Regions from separate parts of the Homo sapiens genome. Here region 1 is linked to region 2. Evidence: chromatin loops called from intact Hi-C (ENCODE). Cell type or tissue: tibial artery. All regions are shown on one strand. Links, peaks and the distances in the headings refer to the core of each region. The heading gives the core; the rest is flanking DNA.

What was found. Peaks named below come from ENCODE experiments on the same cell type or tissue, not always from the same donor. Only the 100,000 strongest peaks of a DNase experiment are listed, where the experiment ranks them.
Region 1: a loop joins it to region 2, with 2.1 times the contacts of the local background. A loop is called at or near these places in 5 of 110 quality-filtered maps.

Annotation. Positions count from the first base shown.
Region 1 is chr16:25,089,167-25,101,304 of GRCh38, reverse strand. It overlaps LCMT1-AS1 (LCMT1 antisense RNA 1), which reads left to right. Exons shown (of 3, transcript NR_120306.1): 3 at 620-741. It also overlaps the pseudogene LOC100421173. Among named protein-coding and RNA genes, the nearest start is that of LCMT1-AS1, 16 kb to the left of the region's middle. In tibial artery, for the core only: no CTCF peak of the experiment used is centred there; no DNase peak of the experiment used is centred there.
Region 2 is chr16:24,912,363-24,924,500 of GRCh38, reverse strand. It overlaps ARHGAP17 (Rho GTPase activating protein 17), which reads left to right. Exons shown (of 20, transcript NM_001006634.3): 20 at 4,241-5,112. The coding sequence ends at 4,371. Among named protein-coding and RNA genes, the nearest start is that of SLC5A11, 72 kb to the right of the region's middle. In tibial artery, for the core only: no CTCF peak of the experiment used is centred there; a DNase peak (open chromatin) is centred at 8,743.

The sequences.
Region 1 (12,138 bases), core at 2,029-10,028, 180 kb before region 2:
CCCCACCTCTCTCTATAGATAGATAGATAGGTAGATAGATAGATAGATAGATAGACAGATAGATAGATAGATAGAGATATAGATATAGTAAAAGTAGGAGTTTAAAAAGGTTAGATTGTAGCTGAGCGTGGTGGCTCACGCCTGCAATCCCAGCACTTTGGGAGGCCAAGGCGGGCAGATCACGAGGTCAGGAGATCGAGACCATCCTGGCTAACACAGTGAAACCCCATCTCTACTAAAAAAAATACAAAAAAAAAAAAAATTAGCCAGGCATGGTGGCAGGCGCCTGTAGTCCCAGCTGCTGGGGAGGCTGAGGCAGGAGAATGGCATGAACCCAGGAGGCGGAGCGTGCAGTGAGCCAAGATCGCGCCACTGCACCACTGCACTCCAGCCTGGGTGACAGAGCAAGACTCCATCTCAAAAAAAAAAAAAAAAAAGGTTAGATTGTAATCTTTCTACCTTTCCAGGGCCATAGTGATCCGAAGTAACATTAGGTATCTGTCCTTATATTGGGACAGAAAGATGTCCTTCGTGTCCTCTCTTTTGAGATCTTTTCCCTGGGTCATCTCAGCTCCATAACTGTCACCTCATGATTGATGACTCTGTTTTATGCTTCCAGTGCTGGCATCTCTTCATCCCTAGAGTGATGCTGCCATCTCCGTCTTGAATGTCTCTGCTGACATGACCTGCTAAACTTGAACTCATAGGCGGGGCAATCGCTTGAGCCCAGGAGTTCAAAACCAGCCTGAGCAACAGAGGGAGATTTCATCTCCATTCTTTCATTTTATTATAAAAAAAATTCAAAATAAAATGAAATTGAACCCATGAACTTCATCCTCAAATTGGCTTCATTTCCCCCTGTCCCCTAGTCCATAAGGCACCAAACTTTGGCCTGCAGGGTAAATCCAGCCCATTGCATGTTTTATACAAAAGGTTTATTGGAACACAGCCACACACTACAGCAACAGGGTTGCCTAGTTGGAATAGTGATCCATACAACTCACAGGTCCTATAGTATTTACTCTCTGGCCCTTAATAAGAAGTATTCTGACCCCTGCCCTAGGGTATTGAATGCCCTCATGTTACTCACCATACACTTGGCAGTCCCCCTGTTTCTCCTCTTTTTTTTTTTTTTTTTTAAGACAGAGTCTTGCTCTGTCGCCAGGGTGGAGTGCAGTGGTGCGATCTCGGCTCACTGCAACCTCCACCTCCTGGGTTCAAGCAATTCTCCTGCCTCAGCCTCCCAAGTAGCTGGGATTACAGGCGCACGCCACCACACCCAGCTAATTTTTGTATTTTTAGTAGAGACAGGGTTTCACCGTGTTGGCCAGGATGGTTTAGATCTGTTGACCTCATGATCCGCCCGCCTTGGCCTCCCAAAGAGCTGGGATTATAGGCATGAGCCACTGCACCCAGCCTCTCCTCTGTCTTCTATACCCTGGCTATTACTGTGATCTGGCCGTGCTACCTCCTTGGTTATCTTTTGACTCGGTCTCTCCTTCTCTGTGGCTGTCCTTCCTGTTACCTTCATCAGGTGCTCATTGTTTCTCACCTGCACTCATAATTGTCATCCAGCTGGCTTTGCTGGTTTGAGCTGGATTTATCCCTTTTGTCATCTAGCTGTCACTTCTGTCTGATGTGGTAGTCACCATTGTTACGATTATATCTGTTCTATCCTAAATTATTTTTTTCCAATGAATTCTGTAGAGTTTAGAATTCCTACATTTAGAGGAAATTAATATTTATTTTTGACAGTAATTCCAAATTTCCTAAGATGATAATGCTATCATTTAATTTATTCTCCAGAAAGCGATGCTGCACTATAATGCATGTCATTATACACGACGTGATGAGTATCGCCTTTTGCCACCACCTTAGTTGCTTACGTATGTTTTAAAAATTTGCTAGCTATTTAAATTTTTTTCATTAAGGTGGAAATGAATGTGTCCTTATATTTGTATTTCTTTATATGTGTTTTCTGTATGTGTCATTTGTTTATTTAATTGTTATGGAATTGTTTAGTTATGAATTGAATTATTCAATTACCAATTCCAGTCAACAAATGTCTATTAAGAACCTGTCAGTAAATTTTCAGGCCTGGCATGGTGGCACGCCTGTAATCCCCCAGCACTTTGGGAGGCTGAGGTGGGCAGTTCACTTGAGGCCAGGAGTTCAAGACCAGTCTGGGCAACATGGTGAAACCTTGTCTCTACTAAAAATACAAAAATTAGTCAGGCATAGTGGCATATGCCTGTAGTCTCAGCTACTTGAAAAGCTAAGGCATGAGAATCGCTTAAACCCAGGAGGTGGAGGTTGCAGTGAGCCAAGATCATGCCACTGCACTCCAGGTTGGGTGATAGAGAATCTGTCTCAAAAAAATGAGAAAAAAAAAAAAAAAAAGAAAGAAAGAAACTGTCAGATGTGGCTGAGGGGAGACCAGTCTGTAGGTCCTTAGTAAAGAGCAAGGATAAAAAGGCAAGGCCTCAAATATCCTGTTAAAGTTGGACTCCAGGCAGTGGGAACTTCATATAATTTTAAGCAGGGAAGTAACATTATCAGATTTTCATCCTAGGAAGTGGACCCTCACAGCAATGTGAACGGACTCAAGATGGGGCCAGTGGTGGAACCAGCAAGATCAGCAGGGAGTCAGCTGTACCAGTTGGTAGAGGGGACAGGAAGGAATGGACCACTGCCATGGGAACAGGAGAAAAAAGGAAAGAATTAGAAAATATCTGTTGGTTCATTGGATATGCAGTGGATGAGAGAGAGAAAGATCAATCATGATTCTGAGGGCTTATCCTTGGGTGATAAGGATATAATGGAATATATTGAGTTTCTTTTTAGACATGTTGATTTTGAGAAGCCCATGGACATCCTGATAGAAGTATCCAGCAAACAATTAGATAAACCAGTGTGGAATCAGGAGAAGGATGAGGTTAGACATAGACATTCAGAAGTCATTGGCATACCAGTGAAAGTTGAATCATGGGAGTGGATAAGTTTGTCCTGAGACTGCAAGCAGAGTAAGAAGATCCTGTTAGCTGATGATGGTATCTTGGAGAATATTCACATTTAAGAAGTGTCAGAACGGCCGGGCGCGGTGGCTCACACCTGTAATCCCAACACTTCGGGAGGCCAAGGCAGGCGGATCACCTGAGGTCAGGAGGTCAGGAGTTCGAGACCAGCCTGGCCAACGTGGTGAAACCCCATCTCTATTAAAAATACAAAAAATTAGCCGGGCGTGGTGGTGGGCGCCTGTAGTCCCAGCTACCCAGGAGGTTGAGGCAGGAGAATCGCTTGAACCCGGGAGGCAGAGGTTGCAGTGAGCCAAGATTGCGCCACTGCCCACCAGTGTGGTCAGTAAGAGCAAAACTCCATCTCCAAAAAAAGAAGTGTCAGAACAAGAAGCCACAAAGAGACTAAGAAAAAAGGTTCTAACATTAGGAGGGAGAGTGGTATCATTAAAAATGAAGAATGCAGAGAAAATGTAAAGAATGAAGATGTGGTGTTTCATATTTATCAGGCACTACGGAAAGGTTAAGTAAACAGAGTATGCATTGGATTTAACAGAAAATAGCTGGGGCATGAGTGAGACAAGATTTTGTAGAGCTTTCAAAAACAAGTCAATGAACAACGAGATGGTGATCTTTCAGAGGCTTGGCTGTGAAAGGTAGACAGATAAAGTGGTTGGTTGCTGGAGGAGCAGAAAGGAGAATGCGATGTGCCAGGAAAAATGGACATACTTGTGTGCTTAGGGATAGAGAGAGATGAAAGACAAAGCAGAATGGGAGATCAGTAGAATGAGGTCTTTGAAGAAGTCTGAATGGGTAATGCCCAGGGGACTGTTAGCCTTCAACTGCAAAGCTGGATCCCTTTTCCTCTGAGCAAAAGGGAAGGAGTAGAGATGAATGAAGAGAGGACGGTGGGATATAGGCAGGGGGTATGGGGGTCTTGACTGCTGGTCTTTAATGTCTGCAAGAGGGTAGAAGGCATGATCATGCCTGAGGAAAGTGATAAAGATTTGGAGGGGCCCTTAAGGAAATTGATCTCAAGGGAGCTGACCACGGACATTTGATAGCATTTGGGGCACAAACTGCTTACACGCTGATGAATAGGAGCTGTTGAAATGAATTGGAGGATATCTATAGGAAGAAATTCTACTTTTAAAAGGAATAAAATGGAGTCATTCACATTTTAAGAGATCTTCAAGGTGTAGTGATTTTTTTTTAGAAAGCATATCAGAGAATAATATACTATCATTAATACAGACATGCACATATTTTTAAAAGATCTGGAAAAAATACAGATTAATAATAGTTTTCTGGGAAATGGAAAAGAGTAGGACATAGCCAAAAAACAGAACTTCTACTTTTTTTTTCTTTGTTTCTTGAGACAGGCTGTCACCGTGTTGCCCAGGCTGGATTGCAGTGTTGTGATCACGGCTCATGGCAACCCAGACCTCCCAGCCTCATTTGACCTTCCCACCTCAGCCTCCTGAGTAACTGGGACTACAGGTGCCCACCAGCACACCTAGCTAATTTTTCTATTTTTTTTTTTTTTTTTGGAAACAGGGTTTCTTCATGTTGTGCAGGTTGTTCTTGAAATCCTGAGCTCAAGCTATCCATCCCCCTCAGCCTCCCAAAGTGCTGGAATTATAGGTGTGAGTCACTTCATGCTGAACTTTAAATTTTTTAATTTTTATGCAACTTATGCTTTTCTGCTGTTCATCTGTTTTTCTTATATACCAACTATACACTCGTGTATTTTACAATATTTGATCCTTAACACACATGAATATTTTAATTACCGAAGGCATACAAAAGTACCTGCTCCTTATAAAACACTGAAAGCATTATAAAACTACTTCAACTATCCCTCAAACACAACCTCAGTCTGGCCAACACCCAGCCTCACAAGAAGCAACCATAGTGTGAACTTGTGTGAATACCTTTACAGTTCTTCAGAGAGACTCTTTTTTTTTTCTTTTGAGATGGAGTCTCTCTCTGTCGCCCAGGCTGGAGTGCAGTGGCGCGATCTCAGGTCACTGCAACCTCTGCCTCCCAGGTTCAAGCAATTCTCCTGCCTCGGCCTCCCGAGTAGCTGGAATTACAGGCATACACCACCATACCCAGCTAATTTTTGTATTTTTAGTAGAGACGGGATTTCACCATGTTGGCCAGACGGGATTTGAATTCCTGACCTCAGGGGATCCACCCGTCTCGGTCTCCCAAAGTGCTGGGATTACAGGCATAAGCCACCACACCCGGCCAGTCCTTCAGAGACTCTTAAAAATTTTCCTTGCAATAGTTCTATTAAATTTAAAGAAAGTATGACTGAAAATGAAATGACTGTTTCCAAAAGGCCATTAGTGATAAAGTAGATACACAGCATGGCTTGATCTTTCATAGTCTCTGAGAATCATCTGTTGCCTTGACAGCCTATCAGCCCAGCTCCTGCACTCTGGCCAGGTGACATCAGCGGAGGTGCAGATGCGGGCAAAGCCTCTGCAGCAGCATTTGACAGATGATGCCCCGACCCACCAGGTCCAAGTCCAGCCAGGCTCCTAAGAGAGAGCAGAGGGGCAGGGATTGGCATCTGCTCCTCTGGGTATGGATGCTGGGGTGTTTCCTAAACTTTGTTGTACATTTTTAGCGAGTTTGATCTTTCCTGGAGAATTGTGAGGAGGAAGACTTGTTGGAAGAGTAGATGAAAGAGATTCTGTTTTAAGAAATTTAACAAAAAGTTCTGAAAAAGAACCATTAAGGGCAGGTTGCTGATTCAGCCCCAGTGGTGTTTTAGGGACACTTTTTGATCCTCCTTCAAGCCACCCAGTCATCCACCTGGTAGCAGTGCCATGCTCTTCCTGAAACAGTGGCTCCATTTCCTCCCTTGTGATACCCAGGATGCTTCCCATTGCCTGTAACACTTCATGCTGTTTGTGTTTTGGTGTGTGGAGATAACTAATGAAGAGGTTTCTCATTAGGAGTTTGTCGACTTTTGCTTCTGTGCTGCTGGCTAACTGTATGCATTTCCTTTGGAAACTATCCAGCCTTTCCTGTAGGACCACATTTTGGTTTTCAAGTTCTTTGATTTGTTGCTCCTGATATTCTATTTTCTTTTCCCTGGATGTTTCTGTGATTTTTTCATTGTCCTGTTTTAGTTCACCTGTATCCATTTCTAAAACTGATATTCTCTTCTTCAGATTTCTCACTGCCTGCCTCAAAAGTTCATTTTTATTCGTTTTTTTAGTGAGATTTTCTCTCAACGAATGTATTAGACTATTTTTGGTTCTGATGAAAAGGTTTTTTCCCTGAAGTAACCTATCTAAGGCATTTTGTTTCTCCTTCAGCTGCTGAATTTCTGAATGCATTTGCTCGTGTTCTTTTCTTTCTCGTTCTGCGATGGCAGCAATGGAATCAGACAGTCTTTGATTGTCTCCTTGGAGGGATCTAATGGTCGCATCTTTTTCCTGCAGTGATTTTCTCAGCTTCTCGATCTCTTGCTGGAGCAATTTAGAAGACTCACTTGATAGAGCAGACTCACTTGCATGAAGAGATTCTGCGGTGTGTGAAGAAAGTGCTTCTCTGGGGAGCTGGGGTAAAATATCCAGCTGTGGGAAGAGACTGTCTTTGCCGTCACAGAGCTGCCTGATGCTGTGCTGCGTGTGTGCTAACTCCTGCCCCAGGTTTTTGAGTTGAGTTTCACTCCCTTCATATTTTTGGATCAGATCTCTGTGGTTCATCTGACACTGAGAATCGTCATCACTGTCAATTAAAAGCTTTGCCTGAAGTTGACAAAGTTCCTCTTGGGATTGGGCTGCTCCCTGCTGCATATTTTGCACTGTGGTCACCAGCTTCTCTTTCCACACCTCCACTTTCTTAACTGGCTGTTTTAAGATATCGAGTTCTTGTGGAAGCCCCTCATACTGATTGTTAGTAACAGTTACAATGTTATGACCAGTGCTGGATGTTTGCAGAATTGTCGCTAAAGGCTGACATTTCTGACTTAATGCATCTGTTTCAATATCTTTTTCTTGATTGAGATGTGATGACTTCAGAACATTGTCTATAAACCTTTCCTGACCACTACTAGTGGGTGATTTTTTATTTTCCTCTTGTAGCTCACACAGGCCTCCTTCGTTGTCAGCAGTTACATCCATTCCATGGTGATACTCTCTTTCTAGATAGCTGTTTTCCCTAGCTACCTCTTTCCAAACAGCTGATAGTTCTTCTGTTTCCAAAGCAGGTGCTTGCAGTTGCTGCTGAAAGTGAGCAACACCCTTGGTGTCAGAGGCTGAAGCCGTTCTAGCCTGAAGGCCCGGCACCTCCACATCTTCCTGCTGGATGATGTGAGTGAGTTTGCCCACCTCACTGATGGACGGCTCATCCATCCATTTAGTTAAAGTCATATTCTTGTCATGTAGAACTTTAATCTCCAGTTCTTGTTCTTTTGTTCCTTTCACTAATCTTTCAGTTTCCAGTTTACATGAATCAGGCTTTTCAGTTCCATCTTCTGTATGAAGACACTCAGCTTCTGTTGTTTGAAAAACATCGTGGTCTGTTTGAATGTAGTCTCGTTTTCCACACAGGTGGGTTTTGATTTGTTGTTTTGCATTTTGCAAGTTCTTAATTTCTTCATCTTTGGCTGAAAAGCGCTGGGTGTGTGTGATATTCATTTGCTCTTGCTGGCATTTAAAATCATCCATTTCCTGTTTCTGGTCTTGTAAAGACCAAAGTAGTTGCATCTTACTGTGCAACTGCTCTTCAGTTATCTTTTGATATTTTATTTCTGCCTCAAAACTATTGTTGTTTCCTTTCAGTTGAGATACCTCAGTTTCTAGTTCCATAATTGGATCTGCTCTAGGCTTGGCCATAGGTGCGGTTTGACTATGTTGAAATGTCTCATTCAGTGGTTCTATGAAGACCACACATGCTTCAGTGTCCTTGATTTCACAGTTAGGGAACTCTTCCCCCTTATCTGTTCCCTGTATCAGCACATTTGAGATGTGGTTGATGAAGGAAGTCACATTGTTGCCCACTCGCGCCATGGAACGGCCTAAGCCAGAGCCAGGGCCCCCAAACCAGGAAGACATTGGTGGATCTTAGAACTGATCTGCTGTCCTTCGTGAAAAGCATCCAGTGCACTGGGATTCGCGTCCAGTCTGGGCAAGTCAGGGAGGCCCTGTCTTTTTTTTAAATTTTTTTTTTTTTTTAACTGAGACAAAGTCTCACTCTCTGTTGCCCAAGCTGGAGTACAGTAGTGCAATCGCGGCTCACTGCAACCTCTGCCTCCCGGGTTCAAGCGATTCTCCTGCCTCACCCCCCCAGTAGCTGGAACTACAGGCATGTGCCACCATGCCCGGCTAATTTTTGTAGTTTTAGTAGAGACGGGGTTTCACTGTGTTGGCCAGGCTGGTCTTGAACTCCCAACCTCGTGATCCACTCACCTTGGCCTCCCAAAGTACTGGGATTACAGGCATGAGCCACCGCGCCCGGCGGAGGCCCTGTCTTTAAAACAGACATTCACAATGAGGCGTTGCTAGGCAGCGCCTACTCAGAGGGTCACAAAGGGTAGGATGCTGCCTGGCAATGCACAGGCCTGGCCTGGGGCGTCACTAGGGCCAGACTGGTGCTCATGGGCCTCTGCTCATCCCCACACCTTCCCACCCTCAGGGTTGGCGCCCTCTCCCTCTGCATTAGTGACTTTCCTCTGTGCCACATGCAGCACCTGCCACCCAGCCACCAGGACAGCTGCTCAGAAACCCCAGATGCTTTTCCCTGAGTGTGAGTGTGAGCGTACATGTTAAGAAAAACATTGCCTTTCATTTTTTCTAAGTGGCACCGTACACTCCATATGTGTTCTGCATCTTGTGATTTTCATGCCACAGTTACTTTGTTAAATGGAGGTAAAAATTTACACTGTGCCACACACCCATCTTAAGAGTACAAATCAGTGGGTTTTGGCAAACGTCTACACCTGCACATAAGCACTACCCTAAGGAAGATAGTGAACATTTCCATCATCCAAAAAGTTCCTTGTCCCCTTTGAGATTCACCTTCACCCTTCTGCCCCAGCAAGCCTTGTTCTTGTCTCTGTTTCCATGGTTGAGTTTTACATGTTATTGAAGGTCACCACACAGAGTATCCTACGTGTACAATCCCTATACCTGGCTTTTTTCCACATGTGTTTCAGATCTCAGCAGGGTAGTGAGTTTTAACTCCCAAGCAATTGCTTCATTAATGAATGGATCCATCAGCCACAGTATATAAAGGTCCTAGTAGATTGCAAGGCACCAAGTTGGTGCCAAACACAAGGCCGATTTTCATACACTGCAATCAGCTAGAGGGTAGGCAGGTGGTGTGGGAGTGGCTGGAGGCCTGATGCCATTCGAGTATTGAAAAACTATCAGGCCAGGCGCGGTGGCTCACGCCTGTAATCCCAGCACTTTGGGAGGCAGAGGCGGGCAGATGACCTGAGGTCAGGAGTTCGAGACCAACCTGGCCAACATGATGAAACTCCGTCTCTACTAAAAATACAAAAAAAATTAGCTGGGCGTGATGGTGGGCACCTGTAATCCCAGCTACTCGAGAGGCTGAGGCAGGAGAATTGCTTGGACCCAGGAGGTGGAGGTTGCAGTTAGCCAAGATCGCGCCACTGCACTCCAGCCTAGCACACAGAGCAAGCCTCCGTCTCAAAAAGAAAAAAGAAAAACCATCAGTGGTTCTCTGTTGCTCCCTAGTTCCATGGCAGGCAAAGCCTTTCTTTGCAGCCACCTCCTGTTCTATCCCCTACTGAGTACACACTCCTCCCCAAACCCTTCTCCCCATGCTCTTTAGTTGTCCTGACTTATCTGAGGTCCACTTGGACTGTTTCCCTGCTTTCCTGGCCACACAGCTCATTGCTCTTCTATCTGTGCCCCCATAGAGCTCTCCTCAAGGATGACTGTTGACATCTCTGTCTTTCCCATGAGCTCCCAAAGGTGGGGACTGTGTGTCATTTGTCCCTCCTTTTTATTCCTTCCCGTTTCTTGACATTTAGCGTGAGCTCCATAAATAATGGCCACATTAACCAAGATCTGAGATCCTCAATACCTTGGATGAAGTCCATCCTAGGATATGTGGTTTATACCTGGGGACTTGCTTTTGCTCATCTATGAATGTTCAGCTGAGATCTGCTGGTGCAGGTGTTTCTGTAGCCTCATTAGCAGTGGTGGGAAGCCCAGCAGCTTAAGACGTTAGCTTCTGATGCAGGGTTCACTAACTCTCCACATATTCTGTCCCTGAGTTTCTGTTTATCGTTTGCCTGTGATTCTCTTTGGTGCCATCCCACACGGTGTTATCACAACCAATCCTGTGTTTTCATTGAACGTCCTGCGCTACTCCTGCTCTAAGTCTGACTAGCTTTTTGTCTTTGTGTGGTCTGGGCTCAACAGCCACTTTTTCCAGAGAGAAGCTACAACAGCTTGATAAGTTTGGAAAGGTCATTCTTAGATAAGACTTGGGATTTATCTGAAGGTTGTTATTATTTGTTGTAATTCTCAGAATAGCTAACACTCCATGAACCCTCACTAGGTGCCACCAAACACATTAAATGAAGTACATAACATGGTGTTCCTAAACAACCACTATGGTGGTGGTATCATTATTATTATTATTATTTTATGGTTATGAGTATTCCCATTTCACAGTGGAGGAAACGTTGCTTAGTAAAGCGTACCTGTGAGCATCTAGGCCAGGGATTCAGAGTCTGATTTGACTCCAGAGCCATTTCTTTCTCTTTTTCTTTTTCTTTCTTTTTTTTTTTTTTTTTTTTTTTGAGACGGAGTCTTGCTCTGTCACCCAGGCTGGAGTGCAGTGGTGCGAACTCGGCTCACTGCAACCTCCGCCTCCCGGGTTCTAGCGATTCTCCTGCCTCAGCCTCCTGAGTAGCTGGGATTACAGGCACGTGCCACCACGCCTGGCTAATTTTTGTATTTTTAGTAGAGATAGAGTTTCACTATGTTGCCTAGGGTCTGCAGCTCCAGACTCAGGAAGCCTGCCTCAGCCTCCCGAAGTTTCAGGATTAAAGGCGTTAGCCACTGCGCCTAGCCTCCAGAGTCATTTCTTATCACTCTGTTTCTTATCACTGAGTTTATTCTGCCTGAGGGCAAGAGAGTAAAGCCAATTTAAATCGTGCACTTCCGAGCTCCTTCTGGGCCGCCCTAGAATCAGGGCATTATCCCATTTTAAGTATACAAAATGATTCTTAGTAAATTTACAGAGTTATGTAACCAGCATCACTATCCAATTGTGGAACATTTTCATCACCTCAAATAAGAGCCCTCTTGCCCCTTCTAAAGTTAATCCCTGTTCCTAACCCTCCAGCTTCATGGCCAGCCACTCATCTACTTTCTACCTCTATAGATTCTGTCTCTATCGAGTCCCGTTTTCTGGCCATTTCATGTAAGTGGCATCACCTGTATTATTTTCAGAGGCCCCATGATCATCGTATGTAGCTCTGGTTAAGAACCACCGTTACCTCCTAGATCTTTTTTCACTAATTTTCTGAGTGGCTCGGAAAACTCAATAGGCCCCTGCCAGGGCTGTCTCTTAGATAATCTGTGAGCTAAATGAGTCCTTGTAAGTTGGACTGAGAACTTAATGATCATTTACAACCTGTTTTTATGGGGATGAGTTTGTCAAAGTCCAAACGTGCTGACCTAGTTTGGAAGGGAGCCTGCACAACCTGTCTTCAGACGCTGCGCGCCTCCCGAGCAGCCATCAGTCACAGCACTGAGTCAGAGCCCAGGTGTGGAGGGAGCCCCCCACCCTGTGTGGCCTGGCCTTGGGCACTTTTGCTTTAGATTTTCTTTGTGGCTTTTCAGCTCCTCCTAGCCCCTGGCTGCCTCACCAGAGCAATAAACTGGACTCCTCCTGAGCTCCCTTCTCTTTAGGCAGTAGCTCTATGTGGATGTACTGTCTGCATCACAGTATTTTACAAAATTTTCTCACATACTTTTGCCTACTTAAATACATTTGATATCTCAAACTCAGCTGCCTCCAGGTCCAAGCAGGTACCACGAGTGACCGGAGCAGGCTGGGGAATGAGGCACTTGGAATTTCTGGGAGGCCACTGAGGTGGTCGGTGGTGGAGAAGCAG
Region 2 (12,138 bases), core at 3,807-11,806:
AGGATATTGCTTGGAACTAAGTTCATACAGTAGATATTTTATTTAAAAAAAAAAAAAACAGAAAAGAGACCTCCAATAAAAGGTTTCTTTTTTGTCTGATTTTTTGCTTTTTTTTAATTTTGAAATATAATACTTGTCATATAAACTTAGCTCCAAGCAGTATGCTCAAAGACCAGCCCTTCTTGGAATGCAAATAATATATAAATTCATAGCCAGAGACGTTTAGAGGTGTTTAAAGAAAACCAGGTTCTTACAAGTGTCTTTCTAAAATAACCTTTATCTCTTTTTTACAACAATCAACCAGAGTGTTTAAGACTCAAACCGTTCACTGGTGAAGGAAGGCATTCCCTGAGACTCTAGGTCTGAGAAGAGGGATGGGTGGTGGAGAGGGGGAGGGAGTTTATTCGCCCTGCAGTTGTGCCTGCACCACTTACTTTCAAGGGCATATTTGGATCTGTTACTTGTCAAAGTGGCTATCAGAATCACCTTGGACTTCTTGAAGGGTGAGTTCACAACCGAGAAAGCACATATTCAAAATTGTTGAAGTAATAAGTAAATCTTCTAGAACCTTACCCTCAGTGATAACATTCCACTTCTAGCTCTTAAATACCCACTTCTGTTTCCTGGATGAGATACTCAGTGCAGGAAGGAACCTGGGTTACATTTGTCAGAGCCCCAAATCTGAGATGAACTGTATCAAGTTCTGCCTTTGGGCTGAGGCTGGTTACTGGAGGTCATCCTCTGTTTCTCTCTTTTTTTTTTTTTTTTTTTTTAAAAAAAAGAGAGACAGGGTCTTGCTCTGTTGCCCAGGCTAGAGTGCAGCGGTGTGATTCCAGTCCACTGCAGCCTTGACCTCCTGGGCTCAAGCGAATCTCCCAAGTAGCTGGAAGGTGGAACTAGAGGCATGCACCACCACACCCGGCTAATTTTTGTGTTTTTCTTATAGAGACGGAGTCTCATGTTGCCTGGGCTGGTCTCGAACTTCTGGGCTCACACCATCATCCCACCACGCCCAGCCTATTTTGTTTTTTTAAATACAATATCTTTTGTATGAACTTAGCTCCAAGCATATGCTCAGAAACCAGCCCTTCTTGGAGTGCAGTTAATATACGAGTTCATAGCCAGAAAGATTTAGAGGTGTTTCAGACAAACCAGGTTCTTACAGGTGTCTTTCTGAAATAACCATTTTCTCCTTTTTACAACAAACCAGAGTGTTTGTAAGACTGAAACAATGATCTTGGATAATGTCTTTGAAGGCCCTCACCCAGGGATTTACAGACTCCTCTGGGGAGGAGGGAAAATGTAATGCGAAGAGCCAGAGTGCAACCAATCTGGCTTTGATCCTCTTTGGTCCACACTGGCTGTGTCACCTTGGGCAAGGAATAGAGCCTCTGAGTCTCCCTTTCTTATTTCTGCTGCCTTAGGATTAGTTAGTGGGGGTTCAGTGAGACGATGTAATAAAGTGTGGGTGTATAGTACAGTCTCTGGTGTAAGTAAGTGCTCTATAGTAATGTCAGCTACTGAGGCTGGGTGTGGTGGCTCATGCTGGTAATCCCAGCACTTTGGGGAGCCGAGGTGGGAGGATTGCTTGAGGCCAGGAGTTCAAGACCAGCCCAGTCAACATGGTGAAACCTTGTCTCTACCAAAAATAAAAAAAATTAGCCAGGCATGGTGGCGTATGCTTGTAGTCCTAGCTACTCGGGAGGCTGAGGTGGGAGGATCAGTTGAGCCCAGGAGGTGGAGGCTGCAGTGAGCTGAGATTGCACGACTGCACTCCAGCCTGGGCAAAAGAGCAAGACCCCATCTCAAAAAAAAAATTTTTTTTTTTAATGTTAGCTACTGTGATGAAGTCTCTTTCTGAAAACTGGTTCTGTACAGGTTGCCGTAATTCTTTCTACTTTTTGTGTGTAAACAAAGTCATTGTTTCTTTCAGGGACTGATTCATGTAGGAATAGAGAGGGGCTGGGGAAACCAGATGGGGCAGGTGGGCGGCAGAGTAAGGGATTTCCTTTATGCCCCAAAACACATTTTTTCCCCTTGAATTAATAATGTGTGTGGATCATAAATAGAAAAATTCAGAGAGGCACAAATCTAAAAATTATGTATATGTGATGTATAAGAAAAAGAGAGCAGCTGTGGAGGGGCTTGGTGGCTGATAGGCGTTAGCTTGCATGTGAATACAGATATTAACAAGTAGAAATCTCATCCGTATACACAGTGCCTTTGCATCATGCATTCCCCGCCAAGTCATGTCGGTTCCATAGTTTCTGGTAAACTCTGGGCTGAGAAGAGACACGGGCTGGTAGCCCCTTCTGTTTTTGGGGGCCAAGATAATGGGGAAAGGATTGCATTTGCAGTGATTTTCTTATACGTCGTCTTCAAGTCACAGCTACTTCTTTGCCTGAGGATGTAAGAATGGAGGATTGGAAAGATGGTTGCTCTAGATGACTCTTCATGCATCCATCCAACCATCCAAGTGTGCAGCTACAAAATTTCTTGAACATCTGCTATTTGCCGGTCACTGTTTTAGGTACTGAGGATACACTGTGAACAAGACAGACACAGTCCCTGCCTTCGTTGACTTCTGTTCTGCTTAGGACAAATCCAAGACAGCCCCTATTCTGTGCATACAGACCACCTTTGGCTGCACCATAGGCTGGTGCAGTTCTGCACAGTGTCATTGGTTTTATAGTTATCACAAGACCTGAATTGTCTGAAATGACATTCAGCACCTGAACTCTTTGACACTTTGGCACCTCCATAAATCTAGAAATTTCTCTGAGTTGTGGTGCATAGGAAACCTTGAGGGACAACCCAGGAGTAACTGTGAGAAAAAGGGTGTCCCAGGGAGTAAATAGATCTCACAGCTCAGAACTGTAGGGACAGGAAGGTGGAAGGGGTAGGAGCTGGAACAAGTCTCCAAGCAGTGAGCTTCCCCAAAGTGCACCAGCGTTTTCAAGCTGTGCCTGCGTAGACGGGAGCAGGTCGAACAGAAATATAGTCAAAACTAGCTCCCGTCAAGGACAGACAGGATGTCATTTTGCACCACAGCAAGTAGGGGAAAGCAGCTCTCAAGCCTAACTGTGAAACGCCCCCACAAACCACCTCCTCCTCCCACTCCCTCACTGCTGCCTGCCATGGCTACCTCTAACGCAGCAAAGCAAAACTACAAAACATCTCTCTTCTCTCTTACACCAGCCCTAAAATACCTAATGAGGCTCTCATAATTTGCCAGAACCCACATCTACGAGAGAAGCCAGCCCTTTTGTCTTAATTAGGATCCCCTTGGTCTGCCCACTTGACCGTGGGCTTCATTGAGGCTGTGCCTGTCTTGTTCAGTGCTGCGTCCTCAGCAGGTAGAATGGTGCCTGGCACCTGGGAGGTGCTCAGTAAATATTTGTTCATGCATAAATGAATCTGAGACCCACTGGCCTCTGGGAAGAGCATAGGAGAGGGGGACAACAGCATGAGGACCATATGTTTGCCATCTTGCTGAAGGAATTTCAGCCAACATAATAAGACATGAAAATGGCATTCGAGGTGTATTAGACAGACAAGGGGATGTTAGTGTTTGCAGGAGACTTGGTCTGCCTCAGTGATGTCAGTCAGCAGTGATTGTGATTCCCCAGGGGACACTCGGCAGCATCTGGAGACATTTTAGTTTAAACTTCCCCAGTGATCTGTGATGTACAGGAGACACTTTCGGTTGTCACACTGGGGGAGGAGGCTGCATGTCACTGGCATCTGTTGGGTGACACCTACAATGCACAGGACAACCACAACAAATAATTCAGGCCCAAATGTTGCTGGTGCTGAGGGTGAGGTCCTAGTGTTAGTAACAGGAGGAAAACCCAGCAGTCTGGAGGAGAGACCTCTTCCCAGGGCAGCCCAGGGGCCATCAGGAGGGTTCATCTCATGCATTAGAGGTCTTGGGAAGAATGAGGCTTCCTTTCCTCCATCAAAGCAAGCAAATCCTTTAAAAGCTGCATCTCCAAGGGCTGCTCCGGGCTCATAGCAAGCAACGTCGGAGCCCAGAGGCAAGGCTGTGCTACTCAGCTGCCCTCTGGGGTCACAAAGGCTTCACTTGGCTTCTAAGAGCTGATGAGGCCTCTCGCAAGGGACCCTGTGTGCATGGGCTGACCCTGAAACTTCCCAGCCTCTCTTCTTCTCAGAGCACCCTCAGGTGGCCTCTCGGGGGTTACCCCTCATTGATACCATGTCTCCTCGTGTTTTTGTCCAGACTCCAATTCCAGGGTTTCAGAACCGCATCGCAGCATCTTTCCTGAAATGCACTCAGACTCAGCCAGCAAAGACGTGCCTGGCCGCATCCTGCTGGATATAGACAATGATACCGAGAGCACTGCCCTGTGAAGAAAGCCCTTTCCCAGCCCTCCACCACTTCCACCCTGGCGAGTGGAGCAGGGGCAGGCGAACCTCTTTCTTTGCAGACCGAACAGTGAAAAGCTTTCAGTGGAGGACAAAGGAGGGCCTCACTGTGCGGGACCTGGCCTTCTGCACGGCCCAAGGAGAACCTGGAGGCCACCACTAAAGCTGAATGACCTGTGTCTTGAAGAAGTTGGCTTTCTTTACATGGGAAGGAAATCATGCCAAAAAAATCCAAAACAAAGAAGTACCTGGAGTGGAGAGAGTATTCCTGCTGAAACGCGCATAGGAAGCTTTTGTCCCTGCTGTTAATGCGGGCAGCACCTACAGCAACTTGGAATGAGTAAGAAGCAGTGCGTTAACTATCTATTTAATAAAATGCGCTCATTATGCAAGTCGCCTACTCTCTGCTACCTGGACGTTCATTCTTATGTATTAGGAGGGAGGCTGCGCTCCTTCAGACTTGCTGCAGAATCATTTTGTATCATGTATGGTCTGTGTCTCCCCAGTCCCCTCAGAACCATGCCCATGGATGGTGACTGCTGGCTCTGTCACCTCATCAAACTGGATGTGACCCATGCCGCCTCGTTGGATTGTCGGAATGTAGACAGAAATGTACTGTTCTTTTTTTTTTTTTTAAACAATGTAATTGCTACTTGATAAGGACCGAACATTATTCTAGTTTCATGTTTAATTTGAATTAAATATATTCTGTGGTTTATATGAAAACTTCATAATTCTTGGAGGTAAATTGTGGAGTGTGTGTGTGTGTGTGTGCATGAGTGTGTGTGTGTTGCCACTCAACCAGATAGAATTGTGGCTGGGACATCTTGGGGGAGAGGGTCTAATTGTAGCTGTAGGAGTTTGAAGAAACAGAGAGCAAGGTCGCAACAGTGAAAAAGGCCGCCAGGTGCCCCAAAGACCTCCTAGCCTGGCCATCCTCAGTGCAGGTTCTGGTCAAGGCTGCACCCTTGGTCCTCCCAGTGCTGGCATCCCTTTCTTTCCATCTAGAGATACTCAGACTCCCGGGGGCAGCTCACAGGAGTTCAGCCCCACCGGGTTGGTGCATTCGTCAGCAGTTGTGAATTGCCATAGAGAGCCCTTTTTCCAATGGCTGGTGCTTTCATGCCCTATCCAAGGCGTGAAAATTATCCCGTCTCTCCCAGGATTGAAATACTAGGGAAGAGCCGATGGGGAATTGGAGCAAAGCGAGACTGAGGCTCTGGACAGCTGGTCTGACGATAGCACGACCCCTTGGCCCAGATAAGGCCGTTTTCTCTTGGGAACAGAGTGGGACACGCTGCCAGAGTTGGCTGCCCTGAGCCTTCTATTGATCGAGTTTGCTAGGTGTGTCAGTGTCTAAGTCACTGCCTAGAAGACACTGGGCCTCTTTCCACTACGAACTGACTTAAGCCTGATTTAAAAAGGGGAACCACAGTTTCCTTTTGTTGTTTTTTTGAAACAGATCTCACTCTGTGGCCCAGGCTGGAGTGCAGTGGCACAATCATAACTCACTGCAGCCTCCAAACTCCTAGGCTCAAATGATCCTCCCAACTCAGCCTCCCAAGTAGCTGAGACTACAGGTGCATGGCAATACACCCAACTAATTTTTAAATATTTTTTTTTCTAGAGACAGGGATCTTGCTGTGTTGCCCAGGCTGGTCTTACAATTCTGGCCTCACGCAATCCTCCCACTTCAGCCTCCGAAAGTGCTGGGATTACAGGCGTGAGCCACCATGCCCAGCCCACATTTTCATCTTTACTCAGTTTCCTATGCCCTCAAAGTACTCCCTATACTTATTAATTACCTTCAAAATATGCTCCTGTAAGCCCATTTGCTCCCATATCTTGAATTTTCATTGGCTTAAGGCTCACTCTTCCCCTGTGCCACCTGTGTATTGTTAATTTTCTATACCCTCCTTTAGCCACAGAACAAACCCTGCAGAGAAAGAATCCTCTGTGTAGGCTGATGCTCCATGTTGAGCACCTTCTCCAGGCGCCTGGCTGTCCACGGTCAGGTGTCTCCATGGAGCCTCGGAGATGCTCCCATCGTGATGCCTGAGCTTGTCCTCCAGAGGAAGCAGGGACTTGGGCGCTTGTCAAGGAGATGCTGTTGGCACCTGGGGATGAGAAACATCCATGCTGACATCCTGCCCAGCATATAGCATGTGTTCATCATTGCTGATTCTGAAATACAGCAAACCATACCTCATTATTTTAAGAGCCTCATTCAGTTTTTACTCTCCTATTGTTTGCAGCAATCTTCCTACCCTGACAGCTGCAAACTTCAAAACAATGAAAGTCATTTGACTCTGTGTATGTGTCAAAGGTAAAGACCACACTTTGGGAGGCCGAGGCGGGCAGATCACTTGATGTCAGGAGTTCAAGACCAGCCTGGTCAACATGGTGAGACCCCATGTCTACTAAAGATACAAAAAATTAACTTGGCATCGTGGTGGGTGCCAGTAATCCCAGCTACTTAGGAGGCTGAGACAGGATAATCACTTGAACCTGGGTGACAGAGACTACAGTGAGCCCAGATCAAGCCAGTGCACTCCAGCCTGGGCAACAAAGTGAGACTCTGTCTCAAAAAAAACAAAAACAAAAAAAACCCAGAACTGTCTAGGGTGGGATACATGGCTGAGCATCCCACCGGCAGGGCCAGGAGAGGCACCTGGATCCTCTTTCCCGTTCTGTGGCCCGGGATTCCTTCTGCTGGAGGCGTTGTACTGTGTTGGCACTGTACGTTAGGCACACCATTTCCAGCCTGCCCACCGTCAGAGAGGCAGAGAATCTGAACCCATAGTGGCCATTTCTGGCTGTCCAGAAGGGCACTGGCCATCTGCCCTTCAGATTGTTTCCTTCCCTTCTCTACACAGTAGTTTCTTATAGAATGTTCTAGGCCCTTGCGCTCAGACTTCGTGTCCCTGCTCCCCCACCTGCACCAAACCTCCTTGGTCAGGCACCGGTTCCTCTCACTACCCCCTGTGGTTTAGCACTCACCTAGCATTCTGGAAGGAGCTTGTCCTGCACCCAGCACTGTGGAGACTGCAGAGGCTCAGAGTAGAGCCCTGGCTGCCTTGGTTTTGCCGAGTTCCACCCTGTGGTCATTCCAAGAGTTCAGATGCGCTGGGTGTGGTGGCTCATGCCCATAATCCCAGCACTTTGGGAGGTCGAGGTGGGTGGATCACGGGGTCAGGAGTTTGAGACCAGCCTGGCCAACATGGCAAAACCCATCTCTTCTTAAAAAAAAATTATATATATGTGTGTGTGTGTGTGTGTGTGTGTGTGTGTGTGTGCGCGTGTATGTGTATATATATATATATATATATACACATACACACAAAAAAAATTAGCCAGGCGCAGTGGCTCATGCCTGTAATCCCAGCACTTTGGGAGGTCGAGGTGGGCGGATCACGGGGTCAGGAGTTTGAAGCCAGCCTGCCCAACATGGCAAAACCCCATCTCTTCTAAAAAAAAAAATTATATGTGTGTGTGTGTGTGTGTGTGTGTGTGTGTGTACACACACACACAAAATTAGCCAGGCGCAGCGGTTCGTGCCTGTAATCCCAGGACTTTGGGAGACTGACGTGGGTGGATCACTTGAGGTCAGGAGTTTGAGACCAGCCTGGCCAACATGGTGAAACCCTGTCTCTACTAAAAAAAAAAAAAAAAAAAAAAAAAAAAAAAAAAAGGCTTGTGTGGTGACACGCGCCTGTAGTTCCAGCTACTCAGGAGTCTGAGGCAAGAGAATTGCTTGAACCTGGAAGGCAGAGGTTGCAATGAGCCAAGATCATCTACTGAACTCCAGCCTGGGTGACACGAGACTCTGTCTCAAAAAAAAAAAAAAAATTCAGATGCCATTGGAGTGACCCCATCCCTGGACCATTGTGATGGCCCTGGTTCTCTGGGAGCTCCGTGGAGTGACTCCCGCTCCTCTGTTGGGGCTGCAGTTCTCAGTGTCTCCCAAGCCCAGTGAGTCCCACAAGTGCTCCTATTTGAAGGTCTTAAGACAAACCCTCCTGGTTTCTCCCTGAGGTCTCCTCCCACGATTTCCTCACCATATTCCAGTGCCTCTGGCCTCTGGGACCCACGGTCTCAGGGTTTTGCATCAGACTGGGCAGCAAGCACCTCACTCATAGGGATGCTTCTCAGTCAAGGGCTTGCACTTTCCTCCTATCTCATCGGTGGAGCTAGAGAGGAGGAGATGTGCTGGTGCGGGGAAGCCACAGGCTCTGGTGCAGCCAAAAGACAAGAAGTGACCAAGACCACTTGAGCTGCCAGCTAAGGGAGGGGAGCAAGTCAAGGACCCCCTTAGTTTCCCTCCTGCCCACAGCAGGCTGCACACATGGCCATCCCCACCCTGTCCCGCATGGGTTCGCACAGGCATGGGCCCTGAGTCTCTTCCCCAGCAGGCAGGACCCCTGTCTCCCGGCACGGAGCTGTGGGTGCCCTGCCACCACCGTGGATTCTGTGGAGTAGAGAAAACCTGCCTGCAGAGGGAGAAGTCAGCAGATGTGCGGAGAGGCAGGGACAAAAGATAAGAGGGAGAGAGTGCAGGGCTTGGTTTTTAAAACCCTCCCAGCTCCCGGTTTGTGTGCCTGAAGCCATTCTGCATTTCTTGCCTTTGTATGCTCACAATAAAGTGCTTGTTTTTGGCACAAACGTTCCTCTTTGGGTTTGTTTCTCTTACTGGCAACCAAATTACTTGTACTCGATACCCTCCAAAGGAGGTACATGGCTGTGTAGACCCCACACAGCTCTGCAGGCAACTGTCCTCCTCCCACACCCTCTCCAGCCAACCCCTCCTTTACATCCACACATGCGTTCACACACCATGCCCCTCATGTCAGTTATCCAGTGCAGCATGACAGATGATCACATACTTAGCAGCTTACAACAACACATGTTCATTTTCTCACAGCTCCTGTGGGTCAGGAGTCCAGGCACAGCTTCTCTGGGTCCTCTGTCCAGGATCTTCATCTGCTGCAGTCAAGGCAGCAGCCAGGGCTGGGATCTCATCTGGAGGCTGGGCTGGGGAAGGATCCACTTCCCAGGAAGTAGGGATGATTGAGGGTCACCTTAGGGTCTATCCTTCACACACGAAACATCATCACAAATGACATGTGGGGAGGGGGATATTTGATACAAGGAAGAACCCCAACCTAAAAAAATCCTCAGGGTTCTGTTTTCACTCTTTCTACTTGTATTTGAATTTGGGGTTTTTGGTTGTCATTCTATTTGTTTAAGATGGAATCTTGCTCTGTCACCCAGGCTGGAGTGCAGTGACATGATCTCGGCTTACTGCTACCCCTGCCTCCCAGGTTCAAGCCATTCTCCTGCCTCAGCCTCCCAAGTAGCTGGGACTACAGGCACCCACCACCATGCCAGGCTAATTTTTTTATTTTTAGTAGAGATGAGGTTTTGATCTGTTGGCCAGGCTGGTCTTGAACTCCTGACCTCAGGTGATCCACTCACCTCAGCCCACTGAAGTGCTGGGATTACAGATGTGAGCCACTGCACCTGGCCTGAATTCAGTTTCTGTGCACATCTGTAAATTGTATTTGCACTGCACTGGTTTTTTAAATTGATAAAAGTTATGGTATACGACATGTTTTTGTATATGTATACATTGCAGAATGGTTAAATCTAGCTAATTAATATATCCATCACCTCCATTATCATTTATTTTTTGTGGCGAGAACATTTAAAATCTCTCAGCTGGCTGGGCACAGCAGCTCACACCTGTAATCTCAGCACTTTGAGAGGTTGAGGTGGGTGAATTGCTTGAAGCCGGCAGTTTGAGACCAGCCAGGGCAACATAGTAAGACCCCATCTACATAAAAAAATTAAAATTAGCCAGGTATGGTGGCCAAATGTCTGTAGTTCCAGCTACTCAAGAGGTTGAGGCAGGAGTTCGAGGGTCCAGTAAGTCATGATCATGCCAATGCACTCCAGCCTGGGTGACAAAGTGCAAGACCCTGTCTGTAAAAAAAAAAAAAAAAAAAAAAAAAAAAAAAAAGGCCAGATATGGGGGCTCACACCTGTAATCCCAGCACTTTGGGAGGCCAAGGCAGGTGGATCACATGAGCCCAGGAGTTGGAGACCAGCCTGGGCAATATGGCAAAATGCCTTCTCCACAAAATACAACAACAACCAACAAAAATTGCCAGGCATGGTGGTGCGTACTTGTAGTCCCAGCTACCCAGGAGGCTGAGGTGGGAGGATCACCTGAGCCTGGGAGTTTGAGAATGCATTGAGCCATGATCGCACCCTGTGTTCCAGCCTGGGCAACAGAGTGAGAGCCTGTCTCAAAAAAAAAAAAAAAAAAAAAAAAAAAAAGGAAGGCAAAGGATTGCAGAGTTCATCCTGAGTGGGAAGGTCTCTGAAGGATTCCAAGCAGAGGATTGGCTTGATCCGAGTTGCTCACCCTGCCAGTGGCTGGAGAATGGGAAGACTGGATGTGAGAAGGCAGTCAGGAGTCCGGGCAGAGATGGGGGTGGCCTGAGCTATCATAGTGACAGCTCAGTGCGTCCCTGCTGAAACACACTGTTGACCCCAGCCAGAGGCAACAGGGGTCTTGGTGTGAGGGGCAGGCTTGGACGGGGAGCTCAGGACTGTAGTGGAAGCCTCCCATGCCGCCCACTCCCCTTCTTTGGGCCTTGGAGGCAGAAGCTCAACCTCCCCGGTGAAGACTTCTCCTTGAGCCCACTTGCTCCAGAACCATTCCACGCTCCTGCCTGGAGCCATGTTAGCAGCCAGTTCCCCGCCCATACCCCTTCCCAGGAGGGCTGGGGGTGCCCTTTGTCCAACCTACTACTGCTATTTGGATTCCTGTAGAGAGCTGGGCCTATGAGCAGAGCTGAGGCTGGACCAATACATTATTTGCCTGTGCACCAGGCCAGTCCTAGCTGTTGGCATCAAGTAGGAACCAGAAAGACATCATCACTGGAGGATTAAGTGGGTGGGCAGCTCCTCAGCCCCAGGGGGTCCTGTTTACTTTCCTCTGGTCTGAAAATTGGGGTCCCTCGAGAGACTCCTCTGCTTTCCAGCTCTGTCAGGCCAGGAAGGGGTTCTAGTCCACCCCACCTTATCCCAGGCCTGGATGGTTCATGGCCCTGAGCTACTCCAGAGATGGTCTCAGGGCTCACTCCGTTGGCCCTGTCCTGCTCTTAGCTCTGCACGTGGCAAACGCAGCCCTGATGGGTCATTCCGTCAGACTCCAGTGGGCCCAAAGCTGGGAAGCTGAGGAGGCTGGCTCTACCCAGAACAGGAGGCCGCTGCTCTGCAGGTCAAAGCCTTACTGGCTTTTGGTGGGGAGGTTCATTGAGATGCACATCCACCTGGCTGCTTCTTTTTAGGGAAGCATCATCATGGGGAATTAAGCAAAGAAACACAGTCTAAGGCTGGGTGCGTGGCTCACACCTGTAATCCCAGCACTTTGGGAGGCCAAGGCAGGAGGATTGCTTGAGCCCAGGAGGTTAAAACCAGCTCAGGCAACATAGGAGAGACCCGCCCCCCATGTCTCTGCGAAGAAATTTTAAAAATTAGCCAGGCATGGTGGTGCATGTCTGTAGTCCCAGCTACTCAGGAGGCTGAGGTGGGAGGATCACATGAGCCCAGGAAGTCAAGACTGCAGTGAGATCTCAGGGTGCCACTACATTCCAGCCTGGGTGACAGAGTGAGAGAGACCCTGTCTCAAAAACAAGAGTCTAAGCCAGAACTTGAGAAGTGCACACAATTCCCTGATTTTCT